Linked DNA regions of Homo sapiens: all the other regions are linked to region 2. A link is an interaction called in ENCODE POLR2A ChIA-PET data of the cell type or tissue named here. Cell type or tissue: MCF 10A. All regions are shown on one strand. Region 1 overlaps SIK3 (SIK family kinase 3). Region 2 overlaps SIK3 (SIK family kinase 3). Region 3 overlaps SIK3 (SIK family kinase 3).

The links. ChIA-PET counts read pairs that join two places held together with the same protein. Peaks named below come from ENCODE experiments on the same cell type or tissue, not always from the same donor. Only the 100,000 strongest peaks of a DNase experiment are listed, where the experiment ranks them.
Region 1: POLR2A ChIA-PET joins it to region 2 with 17 read pairs; 10 of 35 experiments call an interaction of 5 or more read pairs at or near these places.
Region 3: POLR2A ChIA-PET joins it to region 2 with 12 read pairs; 8 of 35 experiments call an interaction of 5 or more read pairs at or near these places.

Annotation. Positions count from the first base shown.
Region 1 is chr11:117,008,560-117,013,559 of GRCh38, forward strand. The region is part of intron 1 of SIK3 (SIK family kinase 3); the gene reads right to left. Among named protein-coding and RNA genes, the nearest start is that of SIK3, 87 kb to the right of the region's middle. RefSeq lists an enhancer at 2,280-2,932. In MCF 10A, no CTCF peak of the experiment used is centred here; DNase peaks (open chromatin) are centred at 2,792 and 3,142.
Region 2 is chr11:117,074,712-117,079,711 of GRCh38, forward strand. The region is part of intron 1 of SIK3 (SIK family kinase 3); the gene reads right to left. It overlaps LOC124902763 (a long non-coding RNA gene), which reads right to left. Exons shown (of 2, transcript XR_007062899.1): 2 at 1,682-5,000. Among named protein-coding and RNA genes, the nearest start is that of SIK3, 21 kb to the right of the region's middle. In MCF 10A, no CTCF peak of the experiment used is centred here; no DNase peak of the experiment used is centred here.
Region 3 is chr11:116,982,732-116,987,731 of GRCh38, forward strand. All of the region lies in intron 1 of SIK3 (SIK family kinase 3), which reads right to left. Among named protein-coding and RNA genes, the nearest start is that of SIK3, 110 kb to the right of the region's middle. In MCF 10A, no CTCF peak of the experiment used is centred here; DNase peaks (open chromatin) are centred at 2,050, 4,010 and 4,250.

The DNA of each region.
Region 1 (5,000 bases), 66 kb before region 2:
TACTATATGTATATTTGATTAAAAGCTTTCTCTGCAGAAAATGAACTCTGGTTTCTTTTTAAAAATATTAATCTCAAACTCCAGAATTACCTCAAAATCCTTTTGGAAATGGGCTTAATTCTACGCAGTTAAGACAGAAAATAAGGAAGGCATTTGAAAAATGTTTGGTTAAATAATGAATAATCAAATCCAGCACAGAGTTATGGCTTCTGAATCAGAAAACTAAATTGCAAATAGCCTTGCATTTGGTAAAATTACTTTCCTGAAGCCTGTTGTGAGTCTGCAATTCTACCAAAAGTACAGAAACTAACCCAGAAATAAATTATTAAAAATTAGACTAATTAAAATAGGAAAACATAGATAACAGTTGGTGATTTTAAGAAACTATGATGTAGCCAGGTGCGGTGGCTCACACCTCTAATTCCAGCACTTTGGGAGGCCGAGGCAGGTGGATCACCTGAAGTCAGGAGATCAAGACCAGCCTGACCAACATGGCGAAACCCCATCTCTACTAAAAGTACAAAAATCAGCCAGGTGTAGTGGTGTGCGCCTGTAATCCCAGCTACTTGGGGGGCTGAGGCAGGAGATCACTTGAACCCAGGAGGCAGAGGTTGCAGTGAGCGAGATTGTACCACTGCACTCCAGCCTGGGCGACAGAGTGAGACACTGTCTCAAAAAAAAAAAAAAAAAAATCTATGATGCAGGGCCAGGCATGATAGCTCATGCCTGTAATCCCAGCACTTTGGGAGGCCAAGGAGGGAAGATTGCTTGAGCCCAGGAGTTCGAGACCAGCCTGGGCAACAAAGCAAGACCCTGTCTCTACAAAAAATGAAAAACTTAGCCTAAAGTGAGGCACTGGGAATGGTGGCACGCACCTGTGCTCTCAGCTACTCAGGAAGCTGATGCAGGAGTATCACTTGAGCCCAGGAGGTTGAGGCTGCAGTTAGCAATGACAGCACTGCTGCACTCCAGCCTGGGTGACAAAGCAGGTCTCAAAAAAAAAAACAAAAAACAAAACAGAGAAACTCTGACGCAAAAGTCAAGATTTATTGTTTAAAATATAACCAATTCATAAATACCATAAAAGGCACAATTACTTTATAGGCCACCAATCAAAGTACACTATTATTATAGCATTCTCTAATGTATCAAATCAATATAAAACCTTTAAGAGATTCCCTACTTAATGATTAGTGAATCTTTATCACCTTCCTGAAAATTTTCTGAGTCTAAATTTTTAACCAACTAAATATTCAACTACTCCTCAAAAACATTTCTTTCAGATGCTTTGTTTTAATGCTGATAAGGTACTATTCTTGTTTACTGCCCAACTTCTAGATTAACACTTACCAATCCCACAAAACCTTATCAACCTCCAAAGCCTACATTTTGAAGATGCATCTGGAAAAAAATATCTAAAAATTTAAAAATAACACTAACGACAACATCTATTACCAGTTCATCCCCAAAGAAGCTGATTCTGGCTGCATGGAGAAAAGGGTCACATGATCATCAAGGGGACGGTGGGAAGTGGCTTCTTCCTGGGAAGCCCAGTACCCAAAAAGCCTCTCCCAGACAGGCTTCCCCTCTTCCTTATTCACAATGGGCCCTCCTTCATGAAGATGAGAGAGGGAAGGAAAGAAAGGGCAGCAAATTAAGGCTCCAATGCATTCAGAATTTACTCTTTCCCATTCTCCCATTCCAAATACCTATAGCACTTTCAGCATGAGTAATGAAGGTTTTAGAGATTCTTCTCTGCAAAACAATGGGTGGGGTGGGCAGAAAAGTGTGACTTCCCCAGTCCTGGAATAAAAGCTGTGACAGGTATCCCCCATGTGGAGAGCACCGATAAGCCAGGGAGGACTAGGATGCTGTGTTCTCATGGGTATTGGGGGTGACCAGTACAAGGCCTGCTGAGGGTACTCAAATCTGACTTTCCTTTTTTCTGTGCCTAAACCACCTACATCACCAGGGTTGTGTCAGTTTACTGTGGGACTCTTCTCTGCTGGCTTATCAGGCTGTATGGCCACCATGCTCCCAGTCCCTGCCACCATGGCCTTGGTCCTCTTTAATTTTTCCTTTAAGTATTTAAGTGCTATTTCCTGGGGAGGAAGGTCAAAGTAAATAACCCCACTTCATTAAAATGACTGAGTCTTAATTAAAGCGACTCAGTCCACCAAAAAATAATTTTTTAAAGAAAAAAATATATGTAAATAACATATGTATAAATGTACATATACATATACTTTAGATTGAGAAATGTCAGAGACAAAATGTAGGCCAGGCACGGTGGCTCATACCTGTAATCCCAGCACTTTGGAAGGCCGAGGTGGCTGGGTCACTGGAGCTCTGAAGTTCGAGACCAGCCTGGCCAACATGGACAGATCCTGTCTCTCCAAAAGCTACAAAAATCAGCTGGGTGTGATGGCGCATGCCTGTAGTCCCAGCTACTCAGGAGGCTGACGTGGGAGGATCGCTTGAGCATGGGAGGCAGAGGTTGCAGTGAGCCAAGATTGCGCCACTGCACTACAGCCTGGGGGACAGCGTGAGACCCTGTCTCAAACAAAAACGAAAATAATCACCCTCCTCCTGAAAAAAGGAAATTATAAATTTTAAAAGAAGAAAAAAGAGATGAAATCTGCAATCTCCACACTCCTTTTTTTTTCCCCCTGTAAACAGAAGCTGCAAACTTTCTGCATTAAGGATGCTGATGTGCTGCAAATAGATTAGTCAAGCTAAACCACAGCGGAGTGAGAAGGGGTAATAAAAAGAAAGGCAGAAAGGGACTGTCTGAGCACGTACATATGAGTATGAGTGTATTACGATTACATTCTTAATTCCAAGAGATGATTTGGGATGAGTCATTGTTTTGTACCAACAACAGTAAAATTTCTGTCCATTGTTACACATAACAGAGAGTGGATTCTGAGTGGTTATTTTCTACAGAAATTAAACGGAAATTTTTTTTTTTACCCCGAACCAGAAATTCTGTTGAGATTGGTGAGATTTACAAAGAATTCAGTACCATTTATCAGCCATGTGTTAGTACTGAGAGAAGCTGTTTGGGATTTACTGAGGATTCACATAAAAAATTCTGCAAGGTATAGCTGAACAACTACCACAAAATAAGGTTTCTGGCCAGGCATGGTGACTCACGCCTATACTCCCTTGGGAGCTTGGGGAGCTGAGGCAGAAGGACTGCTTGAGACCAGGAGTTCAAGACCAGCCTGGACAACACAGCAAGACCCCATCTTTTAATTTTTTTTAATTAGGCATGGTGGCAGTACCTGTAGTCCCAACGACTGTGGCACTCCAGCCTACGCAATAGAGAGAAAGAGACTCCAACTCTTAAAAAATAAATACATAAAGTTTCCTGCTTGGCGGTCTGGCTATCAATACAAGCCCAATCTGGTTATCCCCTAAACACTTTTTATTTTCAGAAACAGGATCTCACTCTATCACTGACTGGAGTGCAATGACATGATCACAGCTCACTGCAGCCTTCATCTCCCAAGCTCAAGTGATCCTCCCAGCCTCCCAAGTAGCTGGGACTACACGCATGTACCCCCACACCTGGCTAATTATTTTTATTTCTTTGTAGAGGCAGGGTCTCCCTATGTTGCAGGCTGGTCTCGAATTCCCGGACTCAAGCAATTCTCTCATCTCAGCCTTCCAAAGTGTTGGGATTATAGGCATGAGCCACCATGCCCAGTCCTCAAATACTTTTTAGAAAAGTTTTTTTAATGTTTTCAATGATGCCAGGCAGCACCATTATATTGGAGCATAGAGGGCATCCTAAAGCCAATGGCCCCTGCTTGGCTTACAGAAGAACTAGAATCTTCATTACACCATCATACTTGTAACTGTTAACTTTTCCAAAGCTGTATTTGACCTTATGTTTGAAGAAGGCTTTCCATACTTTAACTTCAGACTACTTTTTCATCATCTTCTAATGCTAAACTGATTCATCTTCTGTCCCTAAAAATGACCTGTACTTTGCTATTTCCGTATCCTTGCTTACACTGCTCTGTCCACAATTCCCTCTTTCCCATTTTTCTCCATACATAGAAACAATCCTTCTCACTGCTCAATCCTAGCTCACCCTGGTAGCCTTCCTTCTTTGACTACCTCAGTCAACAAAAGGTTCTCTGTCCATCCTCACAATCTCTATAATAGTAATTGTCCAGATCTCTCAATTGGGCACTTAGGGAAACAAAACAACAAATACTATATTTTCACTGACTCATAATATATTGAAATTCTTAGGGTTTTTTTTTTTGCCATTACTGCTTTTTTTTTTTTTTTTTTTTGAGACAGAGTCTCGCTCTGTTGCCCAGGCTGGAGTGCAGCGGCGTGATCTCGGCTCACTGCAAGCTCTGCCTCCCGGGTTCACACCATTATCCTGCCTCAGCCTCCCGAGTAGCTGGGACTACAAGCGCCCGCCATTTGCCATTACTTTTAATGGCAAAAACCACAATTACTTTTACACTAACCTACAGAAGAGCCCTTAAAAGTTATTAGAATAGTAGGTACCCAACTTTTTAATCACCAAAGATAGTTTCTGTTATTTAATACCTTCCCCCTACTCCTACCACTCTTTGGTTTCTAAGTTAAAGTCAGAAGGCCATGTTATTTAAAACTTTGTATAAGGTCAGGCACAGTGGCTCACGCCTGTAATCCCACCACTTTGGGAGGCCAAAGTGGGCAAATCACCTGAGGTCAGGAGCTCGAGACCAGCCTGGCCAACATGGTGAAACCTCGTCTCCACTAAAAGTACAAAAAATCACCAGGGCATGGTGCCACACGCCTATAATCCTAGATAGGCTGGGACCCACTTGAACCCAGGAGGCAGGGGTTGCAGTGAGCCAAGCCTGTGCCACTGCACTCTAGCCTGGGCGTCAAGAGTGAAACTCCATTTCAAAAAAACATAAAAAAACTTTGTATACCAAACTGGGATTATCAATAAACGAAGTGTATTTTTTTGAAAAACTAAGTTAAAA
Region 2 (5,000 bases):
CAGGAGTTTGGGACCAGTCTAGCCAACATGGTGAAACCCTGTCTCTACTAAAAATACAAAAAAAAATTAGCCAGGTGTGGTGGCATGAGCCTGTAATCCCAGCTACTGAGGGGACTGAGGCAGGGAAATTGCTTGAACCAGGGAGGTGGAGGTTGCAGTGAGTCAAGATCGCGCCATTGCACTCCAGCCTGGGTGACAGAGAGAGACTCCGTCTCAAAACAAAAAAAAAAAACAACTCAAATGAAATATCTAAAAAATATATATAATACATCCTTTCATTGGAATACCACGTAGCTTTTTTAACATTAGATACGAGAGTGAAAAAAGTAAGATGCAGACTATTGTATATTATTTACTATAATTTGTGTTAAAAGAGGAAATAAGTAGTAGATATTTACATTTACTTCTATACACATAAACTATCTCAAGACATATAAGACACAGATAATATCAACTGCCCCTGGGAAGGGAAATCTGGATGATCATGGGGTATGTGTGAACAGGATACTTTTCACTGTATTTCACTCTTCTTTAGCTTTTATGATTTTGAACCTAATAGTTCCCTAAATGGGGTAGGCATAGCATCTCCTCATACAACTATAAACCTGAGAAATAAGCTGAACCATTAATGAGGATGACAGCATATCTGACAACTCATTTCCTGGGCCAGCCTCAAACTCACAATTACCACCACCTAAAACAAATTACATTCCCTTCCATGATCTCACCAAGTAACAAGAGTTAATTTATTCCTTCTAGGCAAACTTCCTGACTTGCTATACGTATCTATGTGCTATGTATATCCACATTCTATGTTATTGATTATTTTTTTTTCTTTTTTTTTTTTTTTGAGGAATCTCAGCTCTGCTGCCCAGGCTGGAGTGCAGTGGCACGATCTCGGCTCACTGCAAGCTCCGCCTCCCAGGTTCACGCCATTCTCCTGCTTCAGCCTCCCAAGGAGCTGGGACTACAGGTGCCCGCCACCACACCTGGCTAATTTTTTTTTTATTTTTAGTAGAGATGGGGTTTCACAGTGTTAGCCAAGATGGTCTCGATCTCCTGACCTTATGATCTGCCCACATTGGCTCCCAAAGTGCTGGGATTATAGGCGTGAGCCACCAAGCCTGGCTTTTTTTTTTTTTTTTTTTTTTTTTTGAGACAGTTTTTTGCTCTTGTTGCCCAGGCTGGAGTGCAATGCACGATCTCGGCTCACTGCAACCTCCACCTCCTGGGTTCAAGCAATTCTCCTGCCTCAGCCTCTCTAGTAGCTGGGATTACAGGCGCCTGCCACCATGGCTGGCTAATTTTTGCATATTTAGTAGAGACGGGGTTTCACCATGTTGGCCAGGCTGGTCTCCAACTCCTGATCTTAGGTGATCCACCCACCACAGCCTCCCAAAGTGCTGGGATTACAGGTGTGAGCCACTGCACCCGGCCAGTTACTGATACTCGTAAAACTTACCGTTGCAGGGTTCCATCACAAGCCTTGGAAGAGCTCTCTAAATCAGAACACTTCCTACCTTCAGGGCCTGTTGAGGATCCATTCCAATGCTAACTTTTCTGAACCAAGGACTGAGTTCTCCCTCTTAATCACTCAAGATTCACCACAGGACCCCAGCAAATCATTAATTTGAACTCCAATGATTAAATGAGCACAATGCAGACCATCCCCCTATTTACAGAAGAGTAAATTATGTTAATTTCTTCAATTTAGCAGAAAGGCATTCTTCCGAAACCTTTCAGAACAACTGTTATTTACCAATTTACCAAGGCAACATTCTCCCAAAATAAAATTTTAAATGATATTGCCTTAAACACAATTTTTTTTTTTTCGAGATGGAGTCTCACTCTGTCACCCAGGCTGCAGTGCAGTGGCGCGATCTTGGCTCACTGCAACCTCCACCTCCCGGGTTCAAGCAATTCTCTGCCTCAGACTCCCAAGTAGCTGGGATTACAGGCACCCGCTAATTACCATACCCGGCTAATTTTTGTATTTTTATTTTGTATTTTTAGTAGAGACGGGGTTTCACCATATTGGCCAGGCTGGTCTTGAACTCCTGACCTCATGATCCACCCGCCTCGGCCTCCCAAAGTACTGAGATTACAGGCATGAGCCACTGCACCCGGCTGCCTTAAACATAATTTTAATTATTCTGGAATGAGACCAGGTGTGGCTGCTCATGCCTATAATTCCAGTGCTTTGGAAGGCCAAGGTAGGATAACTGCTTCAGGCCAGGAGTTTGAGACCAGCCTAGGCAACAAACCGAGACACTGTCTATACTAAAAATAAAACCACTAGCCAAGTGCAATGGTGTGTGTCTGTAGTCCTAGCTATTCAGGAAACTGAGATGGGAGGATCACTTGAGCCCAGGAGTTTGAGGTGACTGTGAGCTACAATCACACCACACTGCACTCTGGCCTGGTCAACAGAGCAAGACCCTGTCTCTAAACAAAACCAAAAAACCATTCTGGAATGACATGACAGGACATGAAACACTGCTCAAAACAGCAGCTAATGCTACCTCCATTCTTGCTCCCTATGGCAAGCAGGTTATTTTTGGACCTAGCCTATGAAGCAGCACTTTGTTGACTATGAGCTTCATCCTCTGAATATTCCTTTCACATTCAACCTTGGTCCTCGCTTTCTGGTGCCGAGCTCCAAAACCTCAATGGAATACATAATGAAATGTTGGGTTACTTTAGGGCAAAAGGTTAAGCCTACAAAAGCTTTCTAATTGGGAAATCTCTTCCATGAAAGCATACAGAAATTTGCTGACTCTTTCTTTTCCTAATAGCTATTTGCTTTCTTTGGAAAAAATCTTCAGTCAAACACAAAAGCCAACTACCTAGCAAAGCTCAAATACAGACAGGTGTTTTGCAAGCACAGTAAATCTCAAGGGTAACAAATCAACAAGAGATAATATCTACTAATAAGCTGCTTATTGCTGTGCTGGGAGAGTTAACTGCCTAAAAATCTCTCAGTTAAGACTAGCATTGAGGAAAAAAAAAATTGTAATACAACTAAAAGAAAAACAAGCTCATTTTCTACCCAGAGAAAATGTGCAAAGGGAAGAACCCCTGTAAGTCAACTATTCTGCTACATAAAAACCTTTTATTCCAGAGTTATTTTCAGTGTCACTTAATTCCAGGGTGGAGACTAAGGGTCCCAAACAAACCTGTGTGTGTATGTGTGTATTTTTCTAGCTTAATAATTCTAAAATCCACGGTTAGGCTTTTTCAGGAAAGTCTGAAAGTCACAAAACCCCTATTATGCTCTTTGAGAACAGAATGGGTAATCATGTGAAAATACATTTGTAAATTAGCAGTTATTTAGAATAAACAATTTCAATTGCAAAGAAAGCAAGGATTTTATCACATTAGGCATGCCTTGTTCCATTAGCTCAGTTCCCTAGACCTTAAACTTCTCTGATGCTCACAAGACCCTGAAGTTGGTTCCTACATGAGAAAGACATTACAGAAAATCCCAAGAGAATGCTGTATTTCAGAGTTTAAGAATTTCTGATGTTCTACAGAGAAAGGAGGCTACACTAAAGAATAAGAAAGTGATTATTCAGCAATGTTATCTGAACTTAATGCAAGTCACATCCAATGAATCAGTCAAATACTGCATGCCACAGGAAGGTAACGTGTCATGCACAAGGTGGGAGGATCAAGGTGGCTAAACTGAAATCTGCATAACACCTTTTTTTTTTTTTTTTTTTTGAGACGGAGTCTTGCTTTGTCACCCAGCTGTAGTGCAGTGGCATGATCTTGGCTCACTGCAACCTCCACCTCCCTGGTTAAGCAAGTCTCCTGCCTCAGCCTCCCAAGTAGCTGGGATTACAGGCCCAGCTAATTTTTTTGTATTTTTAGTAGAGATGGGGTTTCACCATGTTGGCCAGACTGGTCTCAAACTCCTGACCTCAGGCAATCCGCCCGCCTTGGCCTCCCAAAGTGCTGGGATTATAGGCGTGAGCCACCACACCCGGCCTGAGAATTGTCATATTTTTAATTAAATTAAATTAAAATTGTCATATTTTTAATTTAACCCGAAATCTGCAAAACACTTTTAAGTAATGTCTTTTCCACTATCTGCTTCGACATCAGTGGGGTGCCAACACAATCATCTCGATACCTTTTCTGCCACCTACCCCTCTGTGTATTTTGCATTAGAAAACTGTGAGAAAAATGTTGCTTTTCTAGAAATGCCCAAAGTTATAAAATGAGAGTTTTTTAAAAGACACTAAAGAGGTCATGCCAGAATTAAGTATGATATCCTAAAAAAAAAAAAACTCTTTACACCAAATAACACCCCAAAAATCATTTCTGCTTTGCAGGCTGACTTTCAGAATGGATTAAGTGTTTAATTGTTAAGTTAAATGAATGTTTCCAAAGGTATAGCAAAAAGTTTAATAAAGGAGATTATAGAGCTTCCCAAACTGTGGTATAATATATTTAAGAGTGCTTAAAGCTGGCCTCCCAAATATACTTTAAGTTGTATAAAGCTATCATAATTAAAGCTGTACAGTATCAAAGCAAGAAAAGACAGCACACTCAATGGATTAGAATTCAGAAATGTACCTAAGTATCTATTGGAGTTTTGTAAATGATAGTGTTGCTTTTTAAATCAAGAAGGAAAAGAGCAATTATGCAATTAATTGTGTCAGGAGAAGCTAGAGACCTGGAGAAAAACCTAGACTCATTTATTCAATAAATGGAGGGTGTATTACAAGGCAAGCATTGTGCTAGACACTGAAAATAAGAGCAAGGGAAAAACAAAACAACACAATACATTGCCCTCATGAGACTTACAGTCAAGTAGGAATAAGCCATTAATAATCACAAAAATAAATGTAAATTTACAACTCTAATAAATTCTACAACTCATCCCCTATCTCATTTGGTTTATATCAAAATGCATTTCACATGAAGCAAAGATTTACATTTAAAAACAAAACCATAAAAGTAGTTGAAAAAAATGGGTAAATATTTTTATATAA
Region 3 (5,000 bases), 92 kb before region 2:
GATCACAAGGTCAAGACATCAAGGCCAACATGGTGAAAACCATCTCTATTAAAAATGCAAAAATTAGCTGAGCATGGTGGCACACACCTGTAGTCCCAGTTACTCAGGAGGTTGAAGCAGGATAATCGCTTGAACCCAGGAGGCGGAGGTGGCAGTGAGCTCAGATCACACCACTGCACTCCAGCCTGGGTGACGGTACGAGACTCCGTCTCAAAAAAAAAAAAAAAAAAAAAAAAAATTTCTGACCCGAGGGGATTTCTCTGAATATCTAATCTACTATATTACTGAAAAAGGAATTACTCATCATTCATCTTATTTCATTTCTTAAAAATTGAAATATAAAAAATTAGCCGGGCGTGGTGGCAGGCACCTGTAGTCCCAGCTACTCGGGAGGCTGAGGCAGGAGAATGGCATAAACCCGGGAGGCGGAGCTTGCAGTGAGCCAAGATTCGGCCACTGCACACCAGCCTGGGCGACAGAGCGAGACTCTGTCTCAAAAAAAAAAAAAAAAATTGATCGGCCAGGCATGGTAGCTCACACCTGTAATCCCAGCACTTTGGAAGGCTGAGGTGGATGGATCACTTGAGGTCAGGAGTTCGAGACAAGCCTGGACAACATGCCAAACCCATCTCTACTAAAAATACAAAAATTAGCCAGGCATGTTGGAGGGCGCCTGTAATCCCAGCTACTCGGGAAACTGAGGCAAGAGAATCGCTTGAACCCAGGAGGCAGAAGTTGCAGTGAGCCGAGATTGTGCCACTGCACTCCAGCCTGGGCGACACAGCAAGACTATCTCAAAAAAAAAAATTGGTCAATAATTTCAAGAATACATCTGTATTTTAATAAGGCAGCTATGTAAAATATATCAGTTGAATGAAAATGCTCTGGAAAATGTTCTTAACATACTTCCTATAAAGCAAATCCGAGGGAATTTAAACTTATTAGAGGTGCTAACTTCTGCCCCGATACTTCACATGTTTTAAACACTATTGGGAGCTGTGCCCCTGTATCTACTGTAAACATGGTCTAGAACTGAACCACAACTGAAGAAAAGCAAAGCAAAGGAAGGCCGGGCATGAGGGCTCACACCTGTAATCCCAGCACTTTGGGAGGCCAAGGTGGGAGAACTGCTTGACCAGCCTGGGCAACATGCGAAATCCCATCTAAAAATTAGCCAGGTGTGGTGGCACACGCCTGTAGTCCCAGCTACTTGGGTGGCTGAGGCAGGAGGAGCACTTGAGTCCAGGCGGCTGGGGCTGCAGTGAGTCATGATCATGCCACTGCACTCCAGCCTGGGTGACAGAGCAAGACCCTGACTCAAAAAAAAAAAAAAAAAAAAAATTAAACCATGGTAGCATTCAAGGTTCAAAAGAAGCAGCAGCGGTTTGTGGGGGAAAAGGGATCTGTAAACCACTGGGATAAGAACTTTTAAATGTTAGATCTCCCCACCACACTGAAAGTGATGGCTACAAATTACCATATTCCCAAAAAGATGACAGCCAAACTCATATATCCCAGAAGAGAAATAGCTATTTTGGCTATTAGTAGGCACTGGCAGTAGGCTTAACAAGTCACTGAACAAACCATTTATTGTTATTCATCTTGAGCAATATGACCTTTTAGCTCAGCCTACTAAACGTCACAGTGGTCCATAAGGGGAAAGGCTACATGGATGCAAATTCCTCAATGCAATTTACCCTATAAGCAGCATGCGTTTCCAGATTCTTCATCCTACTTCACTTCGCTCCCCTCTGGGTCATAATAGAACTTAGCAGATGTCAGAATTTGCTATGAATAAACTCTGGAGCCCAGATACGAAAGCTCAGCAAAGTATGCATTTGGTGCTGGCAAAAATGGTTGTTTCGTGTACTGATTTGGATTTGCTAACTTAGAATATCTACGGTTTCAAAAACGTGGCTAAGATTGATTGTTGAGTTTTTTTATAAGTTGGAAAAAAAGCAACACACACACACACCACAGACACCCCAAGACAGGCCTACAAGTCTTCTGAGATCATCCTTCTCTCCATACCAACAAAATACCAAGGCCATTACGCAATTTGTGGTTTCTTCTCATAACTGAAGAAATTAATAGCTTTTGGATACAAAACTTAGATAGCTTTACCCTGAGATATTTTCCTAGCCTTGGATCTCTGTGTATAGAGTCCAGAAGCACCAGTTACCGCACTCCCAAATAGGGACCTACAAAAGGTTCTTTCAGTCACTGGCAAACTTTCTTCATAGCGAAACTTCAAAAATGTCTTTTGGAAAAGTTTTCTATGTGTGAAAAGAGTCTGCAGCAAATCCCTGTTATATAATGGTTTATATTACCAAGCTAGTGGTATTCATCTATTTTGTGTTTTATCTCATGTTTATTGGTAGTTGTTTTCCTAATGTTAAAATCAAAGTGTTAGGCAACATAGCAAGACAGACAATAGGGCATGGAGAATTCATTTAGCCTAATGAGATGTTACCAAGTTTAAAGAGTCAAACCTAGAAGAGGGAACTGTGCAGCTCCAATTATAAGTGATCTGACATACACAGATTTGGGAGGCAAAGTTACATTCTCTATGATGCTGGCTGTGGGTTTGTCAAAAAAACAAAAAAAGTTACATTCTCCAGTTTTAGGCAATGCAAGTCTAATCTACAGCACAGTTATGAGGTTTCCCATCTGAATAACAAGAATATTTATATAAATTCATTACAGCCTAGAAATTAGTTAATCTTACTAGTTGAGTTTGCGCTTGTAAATTAGCACTATGCTTACTTATCCATCTAGACATCAAAATGCTAGTCAGTGTAGAGGTACAGTATAATTCAATCTGTTTTGGTCTGCTTTATGTCAAACTGTTTTGGCCTCCATTTGTATCTTTGGAAATAACCTTCATGTATGTCAAATAAAAACAAACAAATAAGAAAACTTAAGCTTGCATGTATGATACTAAGAAAACTGGGTTTTTCTTTTTCTAAATTTCAATTTATTTAGGGCAATAATGAACACGAATCAAGAGAAGCCATTGTTTAGGGAAAATAAACACTTTGTAATATAGTCTTCTAGTACAGATTAGAAGTACAACTAATAACTGTTCAATAAATAGAATAATTACAAACAAAAAGGTCCTCATTTTTCCCTACATAGAAATTGAAGAATTTACTGACATGAACCTCAATCCAGTTATTTCAGATGCGGGCTATTGGAAGAAAATCAATTTATAATTTCAGATACCTCTATTAAGGTCACACAACCAGATCTGGGTTTCTACTGGGCTGTGGTAACTCACTTTATTTAGTGAAATGACCCATCAAGGGCATCAATCATTCTGGTGGCAAAAAAAAGTCAACATAATTGTGATATTTTAGACATATAGCGTTTACTTCAGCCCACTCTTCCTCCTTTCTCTGAAGAACAATTTCTAAAAATTATACTCTAAACTTCTGGTTTGTAGTGTCAGGCAGACACTCCCAATGCCATTAACAGTGCAGAAAAAGGAAAGAACACCTGGGCTTGGGGCAGCAGAGTGACACTGGCATCCTAACTCTGCAACTTAGTCTCTTACCTGTAATAACAACTACTTTAATAAGGTTGCTATAAAGATTACAACATAAAATGTAGCTGGCATAGAACAGATAACTAGTCATTATTAGCTGTTCTTGTTGTTGTTATTATTACCACTAATACTGTTAGTATTATTCTACTTTCCCTGATGAGTCTCTATCCCATTTCCTGGTAATTGCAAACATCTGTCACTTTATTTAAACCTCCTAACCAACCTGAGCCCCCTAACTTTCAACAGATGACTTAGCTTTGAGCTTAACAGAGAAAACAGACAAGAACTTCCTTTATGTATCTATACATTGTCATGCACCCAATCTTTCCTTTACTCTTTCTTCCCAGAAGCAGGTCTTTCCTCTAACCTCAGGCATGTAATAAGTACCAAGTAAGTGTTAGTCACTAGCTATTGTCATCATCCTCAAACACAAGGAATAGCAATTTCCAAACTGCATTACAGAAGACTGACTGATACTCTAATTTCGGGGTTGGCAACTACCAACACTCATGGATCATGAAGAGTGGCTACCAGTTTTACTGGATTACTCTCCTCTTCATGTTCAACATCCATTTAGCTGTCATAAAGAAGGTCAAGTTCTCAAGACAAAAATGAAAAAGCTAAACAAATACTGGCTCAAACTCATAGAAACAGAAAGCAGAATGGTGGTGCCAGAGGCTGGAGGGAAGGGGAAATGAGGAGTTGTTACTTAATGGGTACAGAGTTTCAGTTTTGCAAGATGAAAAGAGTCCTGGAGATTGATTGCACAACTATACAAGTGTACTTAACACTAGTGAACCGTACACTTAAAAATGGTTACAATGCTAAGTTTTATATTATGTGCATTTTACCACAAAACAAACAAACAAATTGGTACTAGCTCAGTGACACTCCAATATGACCCCTCACCAACCTCTGCCCTAACTTCATTTTCTGGAACTCTATTCAAATTAGGGTTAAAACTTGCCATTTCAATTTGTTCAAACAAATTCCTGGCCAGCATCTAAGAGAAATGTGTGTATTGTATGTCTTCATAAAAGATTAAAAAAAAAAAAAAAAACACAGAGAGCCTGTTTCTAAGGTATATTTTGGGGGTTAGGATTGAATAGATGTTCTGAGAGATAATGAGTACAACATCTACCTCCTTCAATCCAGCAGAAATAAATACAAAAATAACTCTTCAAGAGTACTACTCAAACTGCCAGTATTCTGACATCAGTAAACAAGATCCTTGGGGCAGAGGTATGGAAAAGAATAAACAGGTACTAGGAGAATGCCCTCTTAACACAACCTGCTTTCATGGAACTCACCACATGAAATCCATGTGGTAGGAAAAAATTTACTTGAGATGCAAATATTTATAAAAACTACGCTTTAGATAAAGACCATCTATTTTTAGGAGAGAAAATATGCAATAAAACTAGCACAGCAACAAACTAAAACACAGGGGGAG